Regions from separate parts of the Homo sapiens genome. Here region 1 is linked to region 2. The links are chromatin loops, found by intact Hi-C in ENCODE. Cell type or tissue: endothelial cell of umbilical vein. All regions are shown on one strand. Links, peaks and the distances in the headings refer to the core of each region. The heading gives the core; the rest is flanking DNA.

Region 1 (11,203 bases), core at 1,904-9,903, 170 kb after region 2:
ACATGTGCCTCCCCTGAGCAGAAGGTGTAAGAACCGATGTGCAGTCTCACAACTTCTCTCTTTCCATCTGCCATTATCTTGGCAAGCCCCAGTTAAGGATTATTCCTCAATTTGAGTCTCAGGATGAAAAAGACTTTAAGAGGATCCTTGAATAATATTTAACATGAGCAAGAAATAAAACTTTGCTTTGATGGGGTTGTTACTGTTATACCTAGCAAGTGCCACCTAATAGAGGTAAAAGGTGAAAACTGAATAAATTGAAAATGGGAAGGTTTTCTTCTTATGGGAGTAGTAACTAAAATCTTTTGCTATGGGTGAGATTGGGGGATTCTAGCAAGTTGAATGACTAAGAAGAATCTGTTTAGCATAAAGATAAAATCTACTATATATAATTTTTTAATGGCAAGGAATAGTTCAATAAATAACCCAGCTGAAATATATGAACTAAATATAGGTGGATATGGATATTGCATATCTCAGAATTACAAAGTAATTTCATACTTTAGTTATTAGAAACTATTTACTTTCAAATAAGAAAATTAAAAATAATTTAGAATCTCATTTTTAAAGCATGACTAAAATATTCCATCTCAAAAGAAAGTCAACTAATAATCTTTCTATAACCTTTAGCCATAAAATATAGAGTTAGGAATATTTCTTTTGCATATGACATTCCAGGCTCATAAACCACACAGTTCCTAAAGGAGCATGTCTTACTGACATCACTGAATATAACAAGAGAATGGCCAAGATAATCTAGACATTTCCAAGCACCCCTTCATTCCTATGTTCACAATAATGAGTAGGACAACAAACTGAGTAGAAAAATAAAAATACATCTCACTGAAAATAGGAGAAGGAATTAAAATTTGGAAAAAAAAAGTGTCAGTTAAATCAGCATGATATGCATAAACTGCAAATGCCATCTGAGCCATAGGCTAAAGCTTATTTATGCCTATGATTTTCAAATTTTCATAACCCTATTTCTATAAACACTTGCTTTTAATAACAATAATGATAACATTAATAATGATACTAAAAAAAGGCACAAGCATTAAAAAACTACCTGGTGGCGGTCTTTGTATATATTATATCATATAGTCCTCACTCACTTCTAGAAGGATGATACTTTTATTATCTTTATTTTTTAAAGAGAACAAAATGAGTACAAAAAGATAAGTGTAATTTGTGCCAAATAAGTGAAGTGTGAGGATTCAAAAGTTGATCTATTTCAAAGACCATGCTAAGTTAGTATTTTAGAACTTTTTCTGTGCTTTCCTACAGGACAATAAGATATTTAAAGTGACATCTTATCTTCAAATATTTCTTAAAATTATTTTGAATTCGACATTATTTTAACCATAGTCTCAGCTACTTGGAAGGTTGAGGTGGTAGGATCACTTGAGCCTGTCAGGTTGAGGCTGCAGTGAGCTGTGTTCACGCCACTGCACTCCACCCTGAGTGACAAGGCAAGACCCTGACGAAGAAAAGAAAAAGGAAAAGAAAGAAAGAGAGAAAGAAAATAAAGAAAAAGGAAAGAAAATAAAGGAAGAAAGAGAGAAAGAAAGAGAGAGAGTGGAAGGAAGGAAGGAAGGAAGGAAGGAAGGAAGGAAGGAAGGAAGGAGGGAGGGAGGGAGGGAGGGAGGGAGGGAGGAAAGGAAAGGAAAGGAAAGGAAAGGAAAGGAAAGGAAAGGAAAGGAAAGGAAAGGAAAGGAAAGGAAAGGCACAGGGAGGGAGGGAAAGAGAAAGGGAGGAAGGGAGGAAGGAAGGAAAAGAAAAAAGAAAAGAAAAGAAAAGAAGATCCCATCAACGTAAGCAGAGGGCTTTGTGCTCCCTGGTATCCCCAGCACACAGTTGGTACAGAGTAGGTATGAATGAGCAAAGAGGTCAAAATATATGTGGCCTCTATTAAATTAAAGTCATGTATTTCATTCATATCTTACAAGAGCCATATTAGAAAGCTATAAACTAGAAATTATTAATTGTGATTTAAGAGACCTGTGATCTGTATAAATTTCAGAAATAGTCTTTGTTGAGATTAAAAAAACAGTAAGCATAAGTGGTTTCAGGAACAAATGAAAAGACTAGAAATATGAAGATGGTGAGATTCATATGTATATGAAAATGTCCACCTGTAGGCTGAGCTTCATCACTAACTGAGAAAAGAAGGAAAATTAAATTATTCAGGTTTGGAATTGTTTTTAATTCAGCAAAAAAACTTTTCCCGATATTGATAAAAATTATTCAGAATATCATATTTAAATATTTTGATAAAAGATTTTCTATTCTTGCCAGCAATTATAAGTTTATTTTCTTCTTTCACAAATCATTACCTGACTATGTCCTTGGTTTTAGTATAAAACTGGAGCCAAATAACAGTATTATAAGGAATATGACTCTGGCAACACATCTATCCCAAGGCAGAGGAAAACAAAACCTGATAGAATCACTGGTCTTGTAAGACATCCAGGCAAAGTTTCGCATAAACAGCTAAGCCACTGGAAGCACAGCCAAAAGGAACATTAACATCTTCGTAAGATTTTCACAAAGTTTCACTAATACTAGTCAATGGGGCTGCCATTCTTTCTGCTTTAGTAGCAGCAAGAAACACAAAATTGTATTAAGAAACATGTTTTCTGCAGCTGTCCAAGTTTTAACGGGTAAGAATGAGAAATTCAACTAAACTCAAATTCTGGGCTATACAGAAATAGAGAACTATAATTCTATGCTGTGAATTGATAACATGAAAAGGGAAGACTAAGTAAAGCAGTCCTTCAGGAGCAATGAAGGTCACCATAATAAGCCAATGTGGGGAAATGGTAATAGCCATAGCTTGTGTTGGAGTGTAGCTTGAAGGGGACTTTGGACTTTCACATACATTGTTATCCCTTTCCCACCTTAGCATACAAGGGGAATTAAGCCAGTGAGTAATCCAATTAGTCTCATCAACACTGGCTCCATGTGACTGGGGCGTTGGTATTCCCTAATCTCATGCCAATATCAGCTTGAGGAGAGTGGAGCACCTGAGAGTAAATGGCCAAAATCGGAGCTCTAAATGGATGAGCTGGAAGAAAGGTTCGCTCATTATTATATGAAATTATGAGATGCCTGTGATTTCTTTGGAGAGGCTATTCAAAAATACGTATAAAATAACATCAGTAATACACCTAATTCATAATTTAAAAGTATTAATTATTTCTGAAACAAACTTGGGCATACCTAGCCTACCTTTTTCTATATGACAAGACTCAAGATAACAGTCAATTATGTGACATTTAATTGCACTAAAGGTAGCAGTCTGATTAATGTGAAGAAATTTAAATCTTTCTTAGTAAACCATGAGTAGAATGACAAAACATCTTTCATTCAATATTTTTGAACGTATTTCAACTTATCCTTTCCTCAGTAAGTACCAATAATCTTCATTTGTAAAACAATTTTGCATTAGACAGGAATTTTTCTTACAGAGACATAAATAGTACCACTTGATAAATGGTACCACTTGTGTGCCATTTCTTAAAAAGCAATGATTTCAGTGCTGTGGAACAATAGTGATGGGCTTCCCTACTTCCCCCTCCTTTTTCTACTGACTGTGGCAAGGGATAAGAGAGAATAAAACACCTCATTTTTAATGCTATCATCATTCTCAATATGACCTAACTAGTAAAAACTGCAAAATCAGCAGTAGATGTAGACCTAGGGATTGTCTTTAAGAAGAGAGATGGAGATAGAACACACATGTGCTGCATCCAAGAAGCTGTCATTAGATTTCGGGATGAAGGTGGCTTTTGGCTACTGCTAAGTTCAACAGTTGCTACTGCCCCACTTTTGACTGGTTATCTACTTTAAAAGAAGTGATTTAGAGGATATTTTAAAGGGAACATTTACTGTGAAAAACACAGTCATAAATTTCAATTGAAAAAAAATGCATTAGGTGCCTACAATGTGCAAGACAGGGTGCTCATGAGAATGGTAAGTAGTTTTCTTCACTGCGTAGATTCTAGACACTCAATAAATATGAATACATGGATTGATTTGGCAGGTAAAGTTTGTAGGAATTCTTTTTTACTTTCTATGTGTTGTCAGTTTCTTGCTGTACAATTTTTACAGAAGATGGTCTGAAAAGCTTCCAAAATATGGATGAACTGAGCTTACAAAACCTAAATTATTCATAAAATATGACTGAAGTTTCACAGCTTAGAGGTTTAGTAGCACCTTCAGGTCATGGAGTTCCTGTTCAGTTTACCTTATAAAAAGTCTAAGACTGTATCTTTGGCTTAGTAAGTTAGAACTATATGGTAATGAACCCAGAATGCCCAAAGCCTGCTCTTTAAAGAACCCTAACCTGACAGTCTCACCAAAAAGGGATGTAACCTGTGCATTCAATTTTATTGTCACGTAGTTGTATTTTTTGTGCATTCAATTTTGAGAGATGAGGAGGAGGAAGAGGAGCATGATACTCTGTCAGTCACTGTATTCAGTCGCTTGCCTTATTTAATTATTATAAGAGCTCTATAAAGTAGAGACTATTAATATCTCATTTTACAGTTGAGGAAAAAAAGGCTCAGTGAGGCTAAATAACCTGCCTAGACATATGAGTGGTAGGGCCAGGATTCAGACTCAGGTGGTCTGGTCTATACAGTAAGGAGTCAGTTCGGTAGAATTGCAGCAGTGAAAAGCCATTGGACTTGAGACTAGTATCTGTCCTGATTGCTCTGCATTCCAGCGTTCCATTAAACTGAGTGATTTTGATGTGTCTTCATCTGTTTTTATCTATAAACTAAGAAAAATGGACTCTCGGCTACTTTTATTTGTTAATAGCCGTGCCAACCCTGAACTCGTGGGTATTTGTACATTCAGGTAGTAGTTGCGTCCCTATAAAAGCGACACAAACATCCTGTCTATAGATCCCTTTAGAAAATGTCAAACAAATAGTTTCCTTCCCAGCTTCCATGTCAAAACAGAGTATGTTTTATGTTTTACACCAAAGACAGGATCCGTGCCAAGTTTAAATTAAGAACAAAAGTCAAAGTAATGGTGCATCAGTTGTGGGTTTGGCAATGGTAAGAAAAGATAGCCTCAAAGAAAACTCATACCTTTTATGGAAACCAAATATTGACCACAATTGGCACACAGAAAAGCGCACAGACAAACAAAACTGCTGGATAAACAAATCAAAATTACATAGGAAGCTGACACCCATTCTTTACAGTGGAAAACCAAAGATAAAAATGAGTCACCAATTTTATATTCTTGGAAAGGAGAAATATTCACCCATCTGGTAATATGTTTTAAAAAATATCTCCCTGAAGACATCTAATATTTCCAATATTTTCTTAAATAACAAACCAAGAATAACTTCAATGTGTTAATGTCACAGAACAACTGCGTATAAGCTCGGTTATGAAAGAAAAAAACTTCAATTGAACAATGTGTAAATTGTATTGTGTAATTTAAGAATACAAAATGTATATGCTCACATTGATATAATGCTTCTAGATTATAAAGGAACAATGTATGTATTAGTCCATTCTCATGCTGCTAATAAAGACATAACTGAGACTGGTTAATTTATAAAGGAAAGAGGTTTAATTGATTCACAGTTAGGCATGGCTGGGGGGGCCTCAGGAAATTTACCATCATGGTAGAAAGGGAAGCAAACACGTCCTTCTTCACATGGTGGAAGGAAGGAAAGTGAGTGAGTAAAAGGGGGAAAAGTCCCTTATAAAAACATCAGATATTGTGAGAACTCACTATCATGAGAACAGCATGAGGGTAACCGCCCCCATTATTCAATTACCTCCCACCAGATCTCTCCCAAATGTAGTTACGAGAACTACAATTCAAATGAGATTTGGGCAGGGACACAGCCAAACCATATCAATGTGTATAGGTAGATATGCCTAGGCAGGGGTAGATACTGGATTTGAGGAGAAAAAGAAGTCCTTTCAAAGATAGCTCTACGAAAAGAGGCTACAAAGAGGCTAGTATTTTTGAAGTAGAAAAGCTCATAAGAGTATAACCCATTAGTCAACTTTTTTGTGCCTTTTATTATCCAGCGTATGTTTACCTTGTCCTGACCAACACCAAACTCAACTTTCATATGCCTAAAGGATTCTAAAGAAATAGGACCAGTTCATTCAAACTAAGATCTATGTGTTTGTGAAACTATACATAACAAAACCCTTTAGCCCAACTCGTTAATAAACAAAACAAAAAGAGAAAAAGAAAATTCTCACAGTTAGTTGTGAGACTGCAGGAATCTATAGCAAATAAGAATAAGTCTTGTAGCCAGAGGCACCCTCATTTTCAATTCTAAGCAAATTATAGTTTTAAAAACTGCCATTCTGTTAGTTCCTAAAAACTTTGAAAATTGATTATCACTTGCTGTGAGTGCTACATTCTGCCTTTCTTAAATTATTTTTTGCCAGATTTGGAATAAAATCTATATGAAAGTATTTATCTTTCCCTTTTTAATGCTAACAGCATGACTTGCCATATGCTATTGTATCACTTGTCACTGTATACCACAATTATTAAAATCCACTTCAGACTTTAAATGGAGCCCTGAGATCCATTTGCTTTACAAGGCCCAGAAAGCCAAACAAGACAGTCATGTCCTATATCCCTCCCAGCTCTGTACTTACCCAGGGTTATCTTTCATATTTCTTTCTTTTTACTTTTTTTTTTTTAGAGACAGGGTCTCACTCTATTGCTCAGGTTGGAGTGCAATGGCTATTCCCAGGCATGATTAGAGCGCACTGCAGACTCAAACTCCTGACCTCAAACAATCCTCCTACCTCAGCCTTCCAAGCAGCTAGGACTACAAGTGCAAGCCAACAGAGGTTATGTTCTGTTCTTGTATTTTTGTTGTTGTTGTTTTGAGATGGAGTCTTGCTCTGTCACCCAGGCTGGAGTGCAGTGGCGTGATCTCAGCTCACTGCAACCTCTGCCTCCCAGGTTCAAAAGATTCTCCTGCATCAGCCTCCGGAGTAGCTGGGACTACAGGCACCCACCACCATGCCTGGCTAATTTTTTGTATTTTTAGTAGAGATGGGGTTTCACCATATTAGCCAGGATGGTCTTGATCTCCTGACCTTGTGATCCACCTGCCTTGGCCTCCCAAAGTGCTGGGATTACAGGCGTAAGCCACCGCACCTAGCCAACAGAGGTTATCTTTACTCCTTCCCATAATTTTCATTTATACTGTATTAAAATAACTTGGCATCTTTGACTTTATTGAACTGCAGAATCACCTGAAATATATCTCTCTAGCAGCAGCTGCCCATGACTTCCCAGGGGACTCAAGTCTACTCCTTAAAGCTTTAACTTGAAAGAAAAGAACTCTAGCATCTGTTACATTGGTAAATCAAATATTTTAGAAAACACCTGGTCAGCCTCTTTTAGACCCACTCTGATATATACAGCGAGCACTCTCTTAAAATATGGCCCAAAGACAGCAGCACAACCTGCTGGATGTGGTCTAAATATCACAGAATGCAACAAGTGCATGACTTCTTTTGATCTTTACTGTATTGCTATTATGCCTAAGGTTTTTATTTTTATTTTTAGCAGGCACTTCATATTTCTGGCTCATATTAAACTTATAGACATTAAAAAAAGCCTAGCTGAACCTTTTCAAAAAATATTTGTTATCAAGCTATATCTTCACTATCTTAAATTGTCTAAATAGATTTTAAAACATATTTACATTTAAATTCAGTCCCATAATTTTGATGCAACCCATCAACTCAGCAGATTAACTTTGTGTATGGCCTTTCCCATCCATCATATTAATACTCATTTTCATCTTTTTCTCATCTGTAACATCTTTTATAACTTCATCTAAGTTTTAATATTTTTAAATTGTTCTAAATGTTAAGCCCCATTACAGGGCTGAACCCTACTAGGTTTGATCCCTGAATATCTCAACGTAACAGAATCGTTAGAAATGTGACATTGCCCTTCCATATATAATGATATTTCTTTTTCTGTTCATTGGACTCTGTTCTCATTAGAAATGTAGTTCATATGAAGTAGTCCTTTATCATGTCTGTCACTGTTGAACAATAACACATCTTTCCAGTAGTTCTGGGTAAAACTAAGGTGGGAGAATCTTTCTCACTTCACTTGGTGGCATGCATAGCTCATTTCCAACAACGTGGATGGTTTCTAGTATGAGTTTGTACATCACACTTACCTTTTTTTCTCCCGCTTTGCAGAAGTATAATTGACAAATAAAATTGTATACATTTAACATGTGTAATGTAACGATTTAATTCACATATATATTGTGAAATGATTATACAGTTAGACATCACCTCACCTAGTTGTCAATTTTACTTTTATTTTGTGGTGAGAACATTTAAGCTCTTTTCTCTTAGCAAGTTTCAAACACACAATACAATATCACTGACTAGAGTCACCATGCTGTACAGTAGATCTCTAGAACTTATTTATAACAGAAAGTGTGTACCCTTTGACCAACATCTCCCCATCTCCCCCAAGCCCTAGGCCCTGGTAACCACTATCCTACTCTTTAAGTTGGACTCTTGTAGACCCCACATCTAAGTGAGATTATTCAGTGTTTGTCTTTTCCTGCCTGATTTATTTCACTTAGCATCATGTCCTCAGTTTCATTTATGCTGTCACAAATGTTAGGATTTTCTTATTCATGGCTGAATAATATTCCATTGTATACATGTCCACCACATTTTCTTTATCCATTCATCCATCAACAGACACTGAGGTTGTTTTCATGTCTTGCCAGCATTCATCTTAATTTAAAAGTATAATGTAATTTAAAAGGGCAATTTGAATCTTATCCATAATCTTGAAAGCTTGATGTATACATTTATTTTTGTCATATAGAATAATGTAAATCTTGGATTTGACAGCAAGTAAATCAAACCACAGATGGAACATGCACAATGAATGTGGCAACCAAATTGCTCTAGCAGCTTTATAGAGGAACCACCATGACACTGAATGACTGATATAATTTTCCACCAAAAATCACAGATTGTATTTTATTATAAAATCACCAGTAGCAGGAGATAGCACTGGACCCTTCCAGAATGCTCTTCTATGATATCAAAATGAAGCACATATATACCATTGTTATATTCACATGCTACTTTCTGATTACTTTTGAAACATAATTATTAAGACTTAAAATCAATTTTTTTTATTTTTATTTTTTATTATACTTTAAGTTTTAGGGTACACGTGCACAACGTGCAGGTTTGTTACATATGTATACAGGTGCCATGTTGGTGTGCTGCACCCATTATCTCGTCATGTAACATTAGGTATATCTCCTAACGCTATCCCTCCCCCATCCCCCAACCCCACAACAGGCCCCAGAGTGTGATGTTCCCCTTCCTGTGTCCATGTGTTCTCATTGTTCAATTCCCACCTATGAGTGAGAACATGCAGTGTTTGGTTTTTTGTCTTTGCAATAGTTTGCTGAGAATGATGGTTTCCAGCTTCATCCATGTCCCCACAAAGGACATGAACTCATCATTTTTTATGGCTGCTTAGTATTCCATGGTGTATATGTGCCACATTTCCTTAATCCAGTCTATCATTGATGGACATTTGGGTTGGTTCCAAGTCTTTGCTATTGTGAATAGTGCCACAATAAACATGCATGTGCATGTGTCTTTATAGCAGCATGATTTATAGTCCTTTGGGTGTATACCCAGTAATGGGATGGCTGGGTCAAATGGTATTTCTAGTTCTACATCCCTGAGGAATCACCACACTGACTTCCACAATGGTTGAACTAGTTTACAGTCCCACCAACAGTGTAAAAGTGTACCTATTTCTCCACATCCTCTCCAGCACCTGTTGTTTCCTGACTTTTTAATGATCACCATTCTAACTGGTGTGAGATGGTATCTCATTGTGGTTTTGATTTGCATTTCTCTGATGGTCAGTGAAAAACAAACAACCCCATCAACAAGTGGATGAAGGATATGAACAGACACTTCTCAAAAGAAGACATTTATGCAGCCAAAAGACATGAAAAAATCAATGTTTTAATCTGGCAAACAGTAAAATTTATCTACTACACTATTTTTTAGACAAATTTCACAAAACATAAACAACAGACTCAAGATATCTATTGTTACGTAAATGTACATTATAATTCAATAAAATGTTTACTTAAAGTTAAGAAGAAAAAGAGTCCATATCAAATGTAGCAAGATACTATTTTCAAGGCCTAAAACATTTTAGGAGACCAAAATCATACCTGTCAAAGTGCAATTGAGTTTGACAAGTGTCCCTCTAATTTTTCATTTTTCTTTGCATTTTAATAACTATTGAGACTATATGACATGCAGCAGAACTAAGAAGTAGAAATAGTAACACAGGAAAAATAAGCCATTGTTTCATCTCTCCAAAGAAAGAGAGTAGCTGAAATGATATATGTAAGAAGAGAGTTCCCAGTTGGCTACTTCTTTGAATCACCTCAACTTCAAGGGCAGAGAAATATTCCTTCCTAATGTACTAGCTTTCTGTATTCAAAGTCATTGTGTCACTTTTTATCAGTAAATCCACTGTTCAGCTATATCAAATGTTATAATTACTTCCATTCCCTCAATCCTCCTTTCTCCATCTCTTCCTCCAAATAGAATGACATTTCTCAGAAGACAAAGATTATTTATTTAATTTCTACATAATTCTCATAGGGCCCAACACAGTATTAGTTATGTAATATAGTATACACATACATATATGCACACATATAGATGTACTTGTAGGTAGATTGAAAACAGCTCCTTAACATCCCAGTAGGCCAGGAAACCCATTTTTACAATGCCCTCATCACTGTTTATACGAAACAGGTGCAGCTTGTCTGTGTTGACTTCTGATGGGGATTTCCCACTAGTGTTTCTAGGCAACCACTTGTGGTTTTCATGTTAATACATTTGTGTATTGTCTAAGGCTGTTTTCACAGAGTACTGAGGAGTAATTGTGACAGAGACCATATGGTTTGCTAAGCCAAATATATTTACTATCTATCCCCGTGAGAAAATGTTTGCCAACTCCTGATGTAGGTAAAGTACACAGCTCAGAGTAGCCATCAGCCAATGGTAGAAACCATACTAGAGATTTTTTTTTTCTTTCGACTGCTATTTTAATACAGTTATTATTATCAGCTTGCTGACTGTGCATCAGGTTACCATAATTTACT
Region 2 (11,203 bases), core at 1,582-9,581:
AACATAAATTATACAATAAAAAAGTGAGGCAATTATTAGCTCTATAGAAAAAAAACAACAAACTCTGTTTAAGAAAGAGACTTTAATCCTAGGCTAGTATTAGTCTGGTAGTGAATAATATTTACATGGGAACAATGAAAACAATATAGATTTCACTGAAAATTATAGTGTAAGTATATTGGGGGTAGTGCAGAGAAGAAGGGGGTTATAAAGAAGCAAAGTCCTTATATACCATCCCAAAAAGTCAATAGTCTCTAAATTTCATAAAGTAGGATATTAAAGCATATTACTTGGAAATACAAAAATAATCACCATAAGAAATTGCTAAATGGGTAGAAATTCATTCTTTTTGTTGGAGAGGAGCTAGGGATAGGACTGCTCTTGTTTGTTTACCTGTAGAACTTTACATGTTATTTTATTTTAATAGTCTAATAACAATGAAAATCATTCATTTAAAAATAAAGTTTATAGACCAGGCATGGTGGCTCATGCCTGTAATCCCAGCACTTTGGGAGGCCGAGGCAGGCATATAACTTGAGGTCAGGAGTTCAAGACCAGCCTGGCCAAAATGGTGAAACCTCATTGCTACTAAAAATACAAAAAAAAAAAAAAAAAAAAAATAGCTGGCCGTGGTGGCGGGTGCCTGTAATCTCAGCTACTTGGGAGGCTGCAGCAGGAGAATCGCTTGAACCAGGGAGGCAGAGGTTGCAATGAGCCGAGATCATGCTGCTGCACCATCTTAAAAGACTCCATCTTAAAAGAAAATAAAAATAAATAAGTAAATAAATAAATAAAAATAAGGTTATAAAAAGAGTCTGAGCGAAAGATGATGAGGTAGGGATACAGAAAACCAAAGGTGTGGGGATATAGAAAAGCCGTATTTACGGAGTAGAATCAGCAAGACTTGAAAGTGAAACAGATTTGACTCAAGGTGGATAAATTCAAATTTCTGGTTTGGATTAGCTAGATACTGGTGTCTCCCACTTAGTAGACACTCAATAAAGACTGGCTTATAGCTTATAGGGTCAATGACATGTCCCTGTCCGTGACGCAGCCAGAGCTATGCAATGTGGTGGCTTTGACAGGCTAATGGAATGGAACTCTAAAAATGGAACTCTAAAAATTGGTTTTTAGGTTTTAAGAAAATATACATATCTCCTAATTATTTTTTAAAACGGTTTGATTTTAGTTGCAAAGAATACAAGTCCTTAATTAATATATTAAAATCCTGGTATATCTAACATATTACTAATGATATATTTCATATGAAGAGATTAGCTGTCTTCAGACAAAATGAATAAACTACATTGATATGCATAAATATCATTATTACAGCATTTAACTTTTCAAGTACTCTGAGAGTTATTTCCTACCCAAACAGAGAATTCACCACAGCAGGCTACTGTACTTCTTTTGACCATAAAGCCAGATGGACAAATAATCAACATTGACCTCCTGAACTCTCTGGCACCTACCCCTACCCATCCCAGTGACACTTTGTTATGCAGATATCAAGTGCACCCTTTAACTCAATTTCAGATTTTATCAGAGCTGAAATTACATTAATATTTTCATTTGCAACTGCATTTATCTGTTTAAAATTGTAGCCACAATTCACTAGCTTAGAATCTAGTTACATATCTCTATTATTAGATTGGAAATAGGAAATTTTTAGATGAACAGAAATACAGGTAAGTTGATAGGAAAAGAAAGGGTAGGATTTACTATGCTAACTACAGTATGTTCTGATTTTTCTTTACATGCAGTTTTTTAATAGAGAAAAAAGCTGAGGCCATAACACAAACCATGTCATTCATAGTCAAATCAAACCTGCCAACATTTATTGAGCAGTACTGTGCTTGGCACCATGGGCAGTACCAACAAGGATAAGGCACATAAGTTTTTCGTTAATGAGGAAGGGAGGGAGGGGGTCGGGAACAGGTCAGACAATTTTGAAATCCTAGTAGGGGTTCTCTGCAATGATGACTGCCTCATCTTTCCTCCATCTCCCTTATCCTTTGGCATTCTAGCTACCTAGTTCGTGTCCAGATCATCATTGTGAGAACCCCTCGGCATTCATTTAAAGCCATATGTGTTGTTCTCTAATCTTTCTTGCTGTTCCAAATGTACTGAATACTTTGGAAACTGAGTCAGCATTTTCCTTCCCTCTCTCTCTTTTTTTTTTTTTTTTTTTTTGAGGCGGAGCCTAGCCCTGTCACCCAAGCTGGAGTGCAGTGGCGCAGTCTCGGCTCACTACAACCTCTACCTCCCTGATTCAAGCAATTCCCTCCCCTCAGTCTCCCGAGTAGCTGGGATTACAGGCGCACACCACCACGTCTGGCTAATTTTTGTGTATTTTTAGTAGAGATGGGGTTTCACCATGTTGGCCAGACTGGTCTCGAACTCCAGACTTCAGGCAATATGCTCACCTCAGCCTCCCAAAGTGCTGGGATTACAGGTATGAGTCACCGTGCACTTCCAGCATTTTCCTTCTCTAACCTTTAGTGATGCAGTCATACTGGGCAACCTCATGGTCAATACAGACAGTCAATCAAACACTCTGGCAGAAATAAAATACATAATGAAGAACCAGCTACCCGGTCTTAAATGCATGGGGCCTGACTAATGATCTTTTCTTCTACAAAAAATGATATGATATACATTTTTGAAAAAGGAGTTGGCTATTATAATTATAAGGCACAATCTGGTGGTAACTTAAATTTTATTTCACTTTAATTGCATTTCCACTGCTACCAGCAGTATGACAAGAAAGGGCTACATAACATTCTTTCTCCAAGATGTAGTGTCTACTAATAACAGTGTTGAGAGTAAGCACTATTTTAAATACTTTAAATAGTTTAACTCATTCAATCCTTAAAGCTCCCTAAGAGGAAGGTACCACTATTCCGTTTTTAAAGATGAAGATTCTAAAACAGAGAAGTGAAGTATTTTCCCAAGGTGGCAACAGTAAGTGCTACATAGAACCCATACTTTCTGTCTCAAGATTTATACTCTCAGCTCGTACAAAAGGAAATGTTTTATTTATGAGCCTTTCTTAACTCCAGCCTTCTACCTTATTTCTGTTACATCTTATGTCCATCTCAAAATATGGAGAAAAGTCTCCTTTATTTGACTGCTGCAACATCTAGTACTAACAGAGAGCTCCATGGGGAATTCATCTTAACAGTCTGTGAAGTCTAATAATGCTGGTGACAATATTAGCTAAAATCTAAATATTAATACCACACAGTATGTTTTAAAAAACAGTTATGAAAACAGTCCATCTCTACCCTTTTCTAAGAAAACAAGTGAGAATACTTGAGATTCTTTTAACTTCTTCTTGTATCAGTCTGATAAATTGATGTAAATTGTGCAAGTACATTCAAAGTAAAATCAGCTACCATCCTCCAAAGACCAAGTAACATGCTATAAATATGCATAAGAAAATACTGTTAATAAAACACAAAGTTAAAAGAGAATAAATTCCGTTTAAGCCTTAGCAGTTCAGAGTTTCCAGGCTTCTGACCTGAGCATTTCTCCTTACTTTCCAACAATTAACAGAGAAAAATTGACTGATGGAAAGATTGGTTTAGCGTAGACCGTAGTTCTCAAAATGCAGGTTCTTGACCAATGCATCAGAATCATCTAGGAACTTGTTACAAATGCAACTTACCAGGCCCCATCCTAGATCTATTGAATCCGAGACTGGTAGTGGGGCCCAACAAATGAATTTTAAAAAGTCTGCCAGGTGATTCTGAACTGTGTTAATGTTTGAGAACCTCTGGCGTGGATGGAATGCTGTTCACAAATTACAAGAGATTTAATTCTAATACCTTAAACTGTCTTTCAATGTAAAGAATATAGTATTTTAATGTAAGTGAAAAGTAATAAAACAGCCATGGCATATCTATATCTATATCTATCTATGTATCTATCTATGTATGTATGTATCTATCTATCTATATCTTCCCTTACCTCCCAAGCCTCTCTTGCTAGGAAGAAATGCTTTGTAAAAAGAAGCTTGGGAGGTAAGGGAAGGTAAGATGCATAAGGTAAGGTAAGCATTGCCTACAACAATCCTCCTTGCAAAGCATTCATTCCTATGTTTTAAATACTTTAAATTGTTAGTGACAAAGATAGATATCTACCTCAAAGGTGTTTCAAGATAGGTTATAATTAATTAATTAATTAATTTAGAAAGAAGTGGCCAAGGGATTGTTTACGTTCACTTAGGCTAAAAACATAGAACTTGGAAGCTGAGAGAGAACACTCTGCCTGCTGTGTTTAAGAGCCTCTGTGAAAAGTAATGGAAATAAAAATGCAGTGCACAGGGAGTACTAATCCAGCCATCAGTTGACAGGGAGCAATAGAGAAATTTCCAGGAAAAAGTAAGCAACTTTCAAAAAATATTTGTTTTTTCAACAACTTTCTTTCCTTCTTTTTACATCAACTCTAAGCAAATATTAGACTACTTGGAAGATTCTGTTGATCCCCACTAGAGGGCATCCTATTTTCATAAATACCTGAAAATTTTAAAACTACAATAAATTATAGCAAAACATATTGGTGAGATCTGTCATCTAGTTTGCTATTTGCTAAGGACACTTTGATGGTTTCATTTTGTATTCCACTCATACACAATTATGTATCAGCTTTCTGCAGTTGGTGTCTCTCCAGTGACATGCTGTAGCTCCACATCACCACGGGTAGGAGCTAGATCCACATACCTGCAAGACCATCGGCTAACAGTGGCTGCTGCTGCGTAGCCTTGTCAAACCGCAAAGCGATGCTGCTCAAATAATGAGCCAACCACATGACCACTAAGAGAGCATGGAGACTTAGAAGTCATAGCATTAACAGCCACCCTAAACCTCCCCCCGCCTTTTCATCCTAAAATCCTTTCATTTGTAATGCACCACAATTGCTGGAATGCACAATTGTTAAAATGCTAAGGATTCCATTTGAATCTCTTACAAATTATTGGAATATATTAGCTAAAGGAAAATAAAAATAAAAACAGAAAACATGCAGACTGCTCACTATATGAACTTATACGGTTTATATACAAATATAAGATAATGAATAAAAGTCAAAGATTTTAAATTAGCCCCAAATTTCAAATTCAAGCCTCTAAACCAAATTTTAGAAAATTTCCCTTCTTATAAACCTATTCCTATGATTAAAGTTGACCTTCAAAATATATGTGAAATATGGTCTAAAACATTCATTCAACATGCAAGACACAAAAAGTAAAAATTCTCACTAGTTAGAGAAGCAGACATAAGTCAATCTTGTTTTTTTTCCCAACCTTTCACCCTCCCCATCATTCCCCCACCCTTCAAAAAAGTAAAGTTAAATTTTTGAAGGGTTTCAGAAGTGGAAAGTATGGAGCCTGGAGTCAGAAATTCTGGGCTTTCTTCCAAGTTCCACCACTAACTACTGGATCTTGAGTCTTGTCTTTCATGCTAGGATCATATCCTTATCTACCCTGCCTATCTCGTAGGATTATTGTGAGGATTAACTGTAATAGAAAACATGTGCAAAAGTAAAATGAGCTATACACTATAAGTCATCATTATTATAATCAATGGAATATGCTTACTCATGATTTACATTTAAAAACATATTCTCCCCAAACAAATGTGTAGTAATTTCAAATAACCATTGCACATGTCAATATTTAGATCGACTACTTTCTTTTTAATTGCATTGAGACACAGAAACTAATTTACTTTCATAGAATATCCTTATCTTGAATTTCTTCTTTGTCCATATCTGATGTATTACCTGATATATTACAAGGAACATTATACTTTAGATATCTATGTTGAAAATTAATGACTGTGCAAAAACTACTTTTTGTGAAGAGTTGACCCAAGCGGGGATACACTTCCAGCTGCCTCATGCCTGGAAGTCCCCCTACTGCCACCCCTCATGAGAGAACCTATTACATTTTCACTGTTCACCAAAATTTGTGCTCCACCTTCCATAGCATAAAATATTCTCTAGAAAGCAGCTTCTCACCAAGGACTTCATTTCCAGCTCTCCTCTCCTTGCATTTAGGTGGATAAAAATGGACTAGATATCACCAATGTAATAAGAGCTAAAGTATTATGCATCTCTTCCTACTCTAGCCCACAAAAATATACTCTAACCTATTCTTCGTTTTGCCCATGGGCCACCTGGGATATATCCAGGTAAAACAATGAGGCCACATAATGAAAATGTGTGTTTTCATTAGTCTGAGTTCTTGAGTGACTGTACATAACAAAGCATCTCAACTCCATACCCAACCCCCAGGAAACACTGTGGACTGCTGAAAGTCTACTGTGTACAGAGCCATTGAAATTCAGGAGTTTGTTAGAGCAGCTGGTTTTAATTTAAATTACAGAGATTCTCCTTGCAGCCAGACCCTTAGGAGAACAACTCCCTTATGTACAGGAATTCAATTACAACTCCTATAGAGAGCTAAAAATCCATTCCCCAAATCCCTATTTCCCTTGCAGAGATCATTGTGTTGTACCTACAGTTTTCTGGTTATCTTTTTACTAATTTAATAGCATCTTCTGAGCATATATTGTGGACTCTTCATCACTAGTAACTCCTCTCTTCCTTTTGAAGCTCTGAGCTTGATTTCCCAGCAGTTCCATTCATTTTTTACTGCTGATTCTGGGGTGGTAGTGTGAGCATTTGTTGGTCAAGTTTCCACTGCTGGGGTCCTTGGAACTTCATATAACCTTTTTTTTATTATTAAAATGAACTAGGTACTGAATGTATCTAATATTCTAATTTTGCTTTACAATTTACAAATAGGTCATTTTGTTTGTTATACTCATTTGAGGTATATACAGTAGATGTTACAGTCCTACTTTACAAATCTACAGAAGAGATGATACAGATTTAGGTGGGCTGTTCAAGAAAACTAACCATCATTTATGACATTATTTCTACATTAATGATGTTTCCAAATTTCAGTAAAATAGATTTTTTTAAAAATTTGGAAGATGATCACTTTCTAAATCTAGCTCTCTCTCTCCTATTTTAGCTCTGATATGTGTGTGTGAAATTAAATTCGATAGCTTAAAATATATTTAAAAACATAAGCAATGACTTTTAAATTCAAAATTCTTCACTATCATAATCAAGCTGGTAGAATACTGGAGCGATAGAAAATGTGCTTTTTATTTCTTAAATTGACTTTAGACTTACCACATACCACTATGACATTCCTTTATTCTCTTTTTATGTGAACTGATATTCCAAAAATGTAGTTTATATTAATTATAATATTTATAAATTGGAACTAAAACACCTAATGATAGGGAAATTGTTATTATCAAATTATGGTTTATTCACTCTTCAAAATGTTAAGTAGCCATCAAAAATAAAAATCGTGATACTTGTAGAGTAAAATGAAAAATATGATGCAAAAAAAAGTAGAATAGAAAACCATCTTAAGATGTACGTATAAAAATACTAGAAGCAAATTCAGGGTGTAATAGTATTTACAATAAGGGTGATCTGATTTCAGATATTGTTCTTTATAATTAAAAATGTTCTGGATTAATATATTACTCATAAAATTAAAATTGATTTCAAAGCATTACCTCATTGGTATTCTAAGGAAGTTAATGAGAACAGTTTAAGAGTATTTTTTGGTCTTCTAGAAAAACAAAGGTACAATGAGTCTTAGGATTCAAGTCAATAATAAAAACACTCATTATTATTCTCAAAGAGAGAACCACAAGTAACAAGAAGTTTCTGGTTGAGGAACACAGGCCGAGGGGACAAGAGTAAAGTCAATGCTGGACATAGGTGGGATCCTAAGCTGGAACAGTGGTCTGAAAGGGCAAGGCACTTTGGAGTGGCCTGTTCAGGTCCAGAATGTCTGAGCAACACCTCTGTAGGATAACAATGGAGTAGGGCACACAGGAATTGCAAAAGTCTTAATAAACACCCACGAGGGATTTTCCCAAAAATAGAGTAGTGGAGGTCAGAGAATAACTAAAAAATAAAGGGATCAGTCAAAAACCAAAACATTCACAAGAGCCCGAATGACCCGAAAAGCTGTTAGGAGATGGAAAAGAAGCGCTGGCCCTCCAAAAGTTCAAAAATTAAACAAACAAACAGACAAACAAATCAAAACAAAACCCAAAAAAACCTCTCTGGTTCACAGCTCAAAAATTTCAAAACACAGAGGCAGGGAACCATACCAAGGTAGCTATTTTGGCATCTTCTGGGCTAATATTTTTAATTGGAACTGGTGGCTAAATTGAAGTGTTTTCAGGGCTGACCAAGGAGGTAGCTTCTGCTACGCATATGACCAGGTCTTGCACTTCAAGTTCATTGACACAAAGATTCAGAGATAGAACTTTGATATAATTGCCACTGTTTCCACTAAGTCATAAAGGTTACCCTATACAGCATTCTCTGCCCATGTGCTGGGCACTTTACAGACCTTATTTCATTTATCCTCCAAAGGACCTTATGATATGGGCATTGTTATATTACACGTGAAACAATTGAAGCTCAGATTCATTGACTAATTTGCCCCAAGTCATTAAGTAGCAAGTCACAGAGCTAAGTTTAAAATTGCTTCTCTCTCTCTACAATACCCATACATTTTCAGTGGCACCATATTACCTTCTTTGTTGGTATAAAAAATAAAAAGAGAAACACTAAAATTTTTCAAGGTGTTTGGCCAAGTACTGCCTTGTATCCTCATAAAAATATATCATTTTAACCCTATCATTTCCACTAGATTTTTCATCTTTCACGTTAGAAATTGTAACTCTCATTTTAACTCCAAGGAAAAGGAATTTAGCTATGAGAAAACTTATCATAAGACAATCTTTCCCAAGTCGGTTCCAAACTGCAGTTCTTAACAACGGCATGATTTTCCTGCTCTAATATATTCATTTAATAATAGTCACAATTTGTTGGTTATTCCAGGCTGCCAACGTTTATGTAAGTATGGCTACTTCTCGGTTTCAGGATTTTTAAGTGAATGGTTCCTACCTTGGCTAATCCTTGTTCTTGAACATTTCTATGAATAATGAAAATAGAATTTTGAACTGCATCTCTATGACTTCATGAACTATTTCACAGTCGGTATTGCCTTAACTGAGGAACATTTATTAGTCTCAAAAATTCCAAGTTAAAATTTGAGTAAATATTAACATTTTTAGAATTTCATATCTTGAATATGCATATCCTCAGGCACTAGATTTATGATGACCAAAAGACGTTTCTCATTTTTTCCTCAAAATAGTTACCCTAGCTTTAAAGTTAAGCCTTTGACAAAGTCTGTTGAATATTTCACATACCACTAGACTTAAATTTCAGCTTCTCTACTGGCAGATGAGCCTTAAGAATAGGTATCCTTTTCGTTTTCTTATGATGAGATTGTTAGAAATCCAAATCTTCAAACACAGGTTCAAAATTCTCTAATTGAAAGTACCCACAGCCACTCTATTCCCTTTTGTGACAAGGATATGAACAAATAATTCATATGAATCCAAATGGTGACCTTGGAAAGTCTACTACTATCCGCATTCACAGGACGAATCAGTCATCAATCTGACATTATTTTCTGATAATATTTTCTTTCTCAAGACAAGAGGCATCTGCAGAGTAATTTTTTTTCGGATGACTTCCTTTTTTGTAACAAACATTGCTGGTTAACATTTGGACTCACACATGTGAATCAAGTGGAAAAAGATGACAAATATTCGCCTACATGAACCAGAAGGTGTTTGAGTATTGTACCTAAAAGTAAATTCAAAGGCTTGTACCTGTTTTTCTGATAATTCTAATTTTCAAAATATATATTTAGCTAAAAATGCATTTTAATTTTTCACAATAGCAAGTTAATTGTATTTCCAGAAAATTGTCATGAAGGGTTTTTTTGGTACTATAAAATTTATAAGTAAAAAGGTCAGATAGGACTTAATTCATCTTACAGTTTTGGGGCTTTTTGTTGTGTGTTTTTTAAATCTGACTTTTCCATTTTCTTCATGTCCAATTTTAAGCCACTGTTGAAACAAAATCCATTTTTTCAAACAAAATAAAACTGGTTAATTTTGATAAAGCAACTGAGAAAATTAAGTACAATATATAGCATGGTATTCTTTATTCAAATATTAATTATGGGATTTAGAGCACTAATTTTAATTATGGGGTTTAGAACACACTAATGTGACTCCTAAAACAACACATTAAAGAAGGTTTTATTGTTACTCTTATTTTACAGATGAGGAAACTACTATTTAAAGATACTAAGCAATTTGCTAAATGTCACACAGTAAAGAGTGCCAGAACCCGGATTATTAACCAAACTTAACAATCTCTAGAGTTCTTAACACCATGCTATATTTCACGTGCAGTTGATAAATATTGCTTCAATTAGTGGTAAGTTATAAACCTGCCAAATTACAGCATCATTTTCAAAACTAAAATATAAGTGATAATTCAGTCTTCTGGAGAAATCATGGGCTGTTCACTTCAAATTCCAATCTCAGAGCTCCCACAGTGACAAAAGGTCACCAAACAATCCAAGCGTGATTAAATTTTCAATAGGGTCAAATAAATAGTGTCCCTTTAAGAGCTAGAATTCTGTTAATCTGATCAACTATTAAGCAAAGGGAGTATAATTGCCATTGAGAGCAGTGTACATGCAGACTGTCTCAATGAAAGCATGCCTATTCTCATAAGGAAACAGATGTTTGCTAAATTAATATGAAGTACTTCGCCTTAAAGATATAAAGATGTCCTTCAATGGTTGCTAGGTAACATATTTGCGGTTAAGAAATAAGCTAAATTACAGACTTTGGAATACTTTTCTTACTTATGTATTTTAGTAAAATGGGGGATTAAGAAGTAGATAAATACCAAAGAAAATATCTTAATGTGACATGGTATCTTCCTTTCTAGCCCCATGTCCACAGATACGGAGTTGCAATTGTTACTGTGTGAGCATTTTCAGAAGTTAAGCTGGATACCCAACTCTTATATTCCAATGTAAGAATGTAGTAACATACAATTGAGCTTTCTGGTAAGGAAGTTCTAAATATATCAATTCACATAGGTTTCCTTCATTTGGTGGGACTAATGTGGAAATTCATGTGGATACCATGTCAAGATTTAACAAAGCAAAGAAATACTTGACCACACTTTGACCTTCACTTTAGATTAATTCATGATT

The links. Peaks named below come from ENCODE experiments on the same cell type or tissue, not always from the same donor. Only the 100,000 strongest peaks of a DNase experiment are listed, where the experiment ranks them.
Region 1: it touches region 2 in a loop (5-fold over the local background); 2 of 110 quality-filtered maps call a loop at or near these places.

What each region holds. Positions count from the first base shown.
Region 1 is chr12:77,746,033-77,757,235 of GRCh38, reverse strand. It overlaps a transcript of NAV3 not described here. Among named protein-coding and RNA genes, the nearest start is that of NAV3, 79 kb to the left of the region's middle. In endothelial cell of umbilical vein, for the core only: no CTCF peak of the experiment used is centred there; a DNase peak (open chromatin) is centred at 5,065; H3K27ac peaks cover 652 bases.
Region 2 is chr12:77,919,216-77,930,418 of GRCh38, reverse strand. The region is part of intron 1 of NAV3 (neuron navigator 3); the gene reads right to left. Among named protein-coding and RNA genes, the nearest start is that of NAV3, 94 kb to the right of the region's middle. In endothelial cell of umbilical vein, for the core only: CTCF peaks have their summits at 4,472 (motif pointing right) and 4,674; a DNase peak (open chromatin) is centred at 4,658.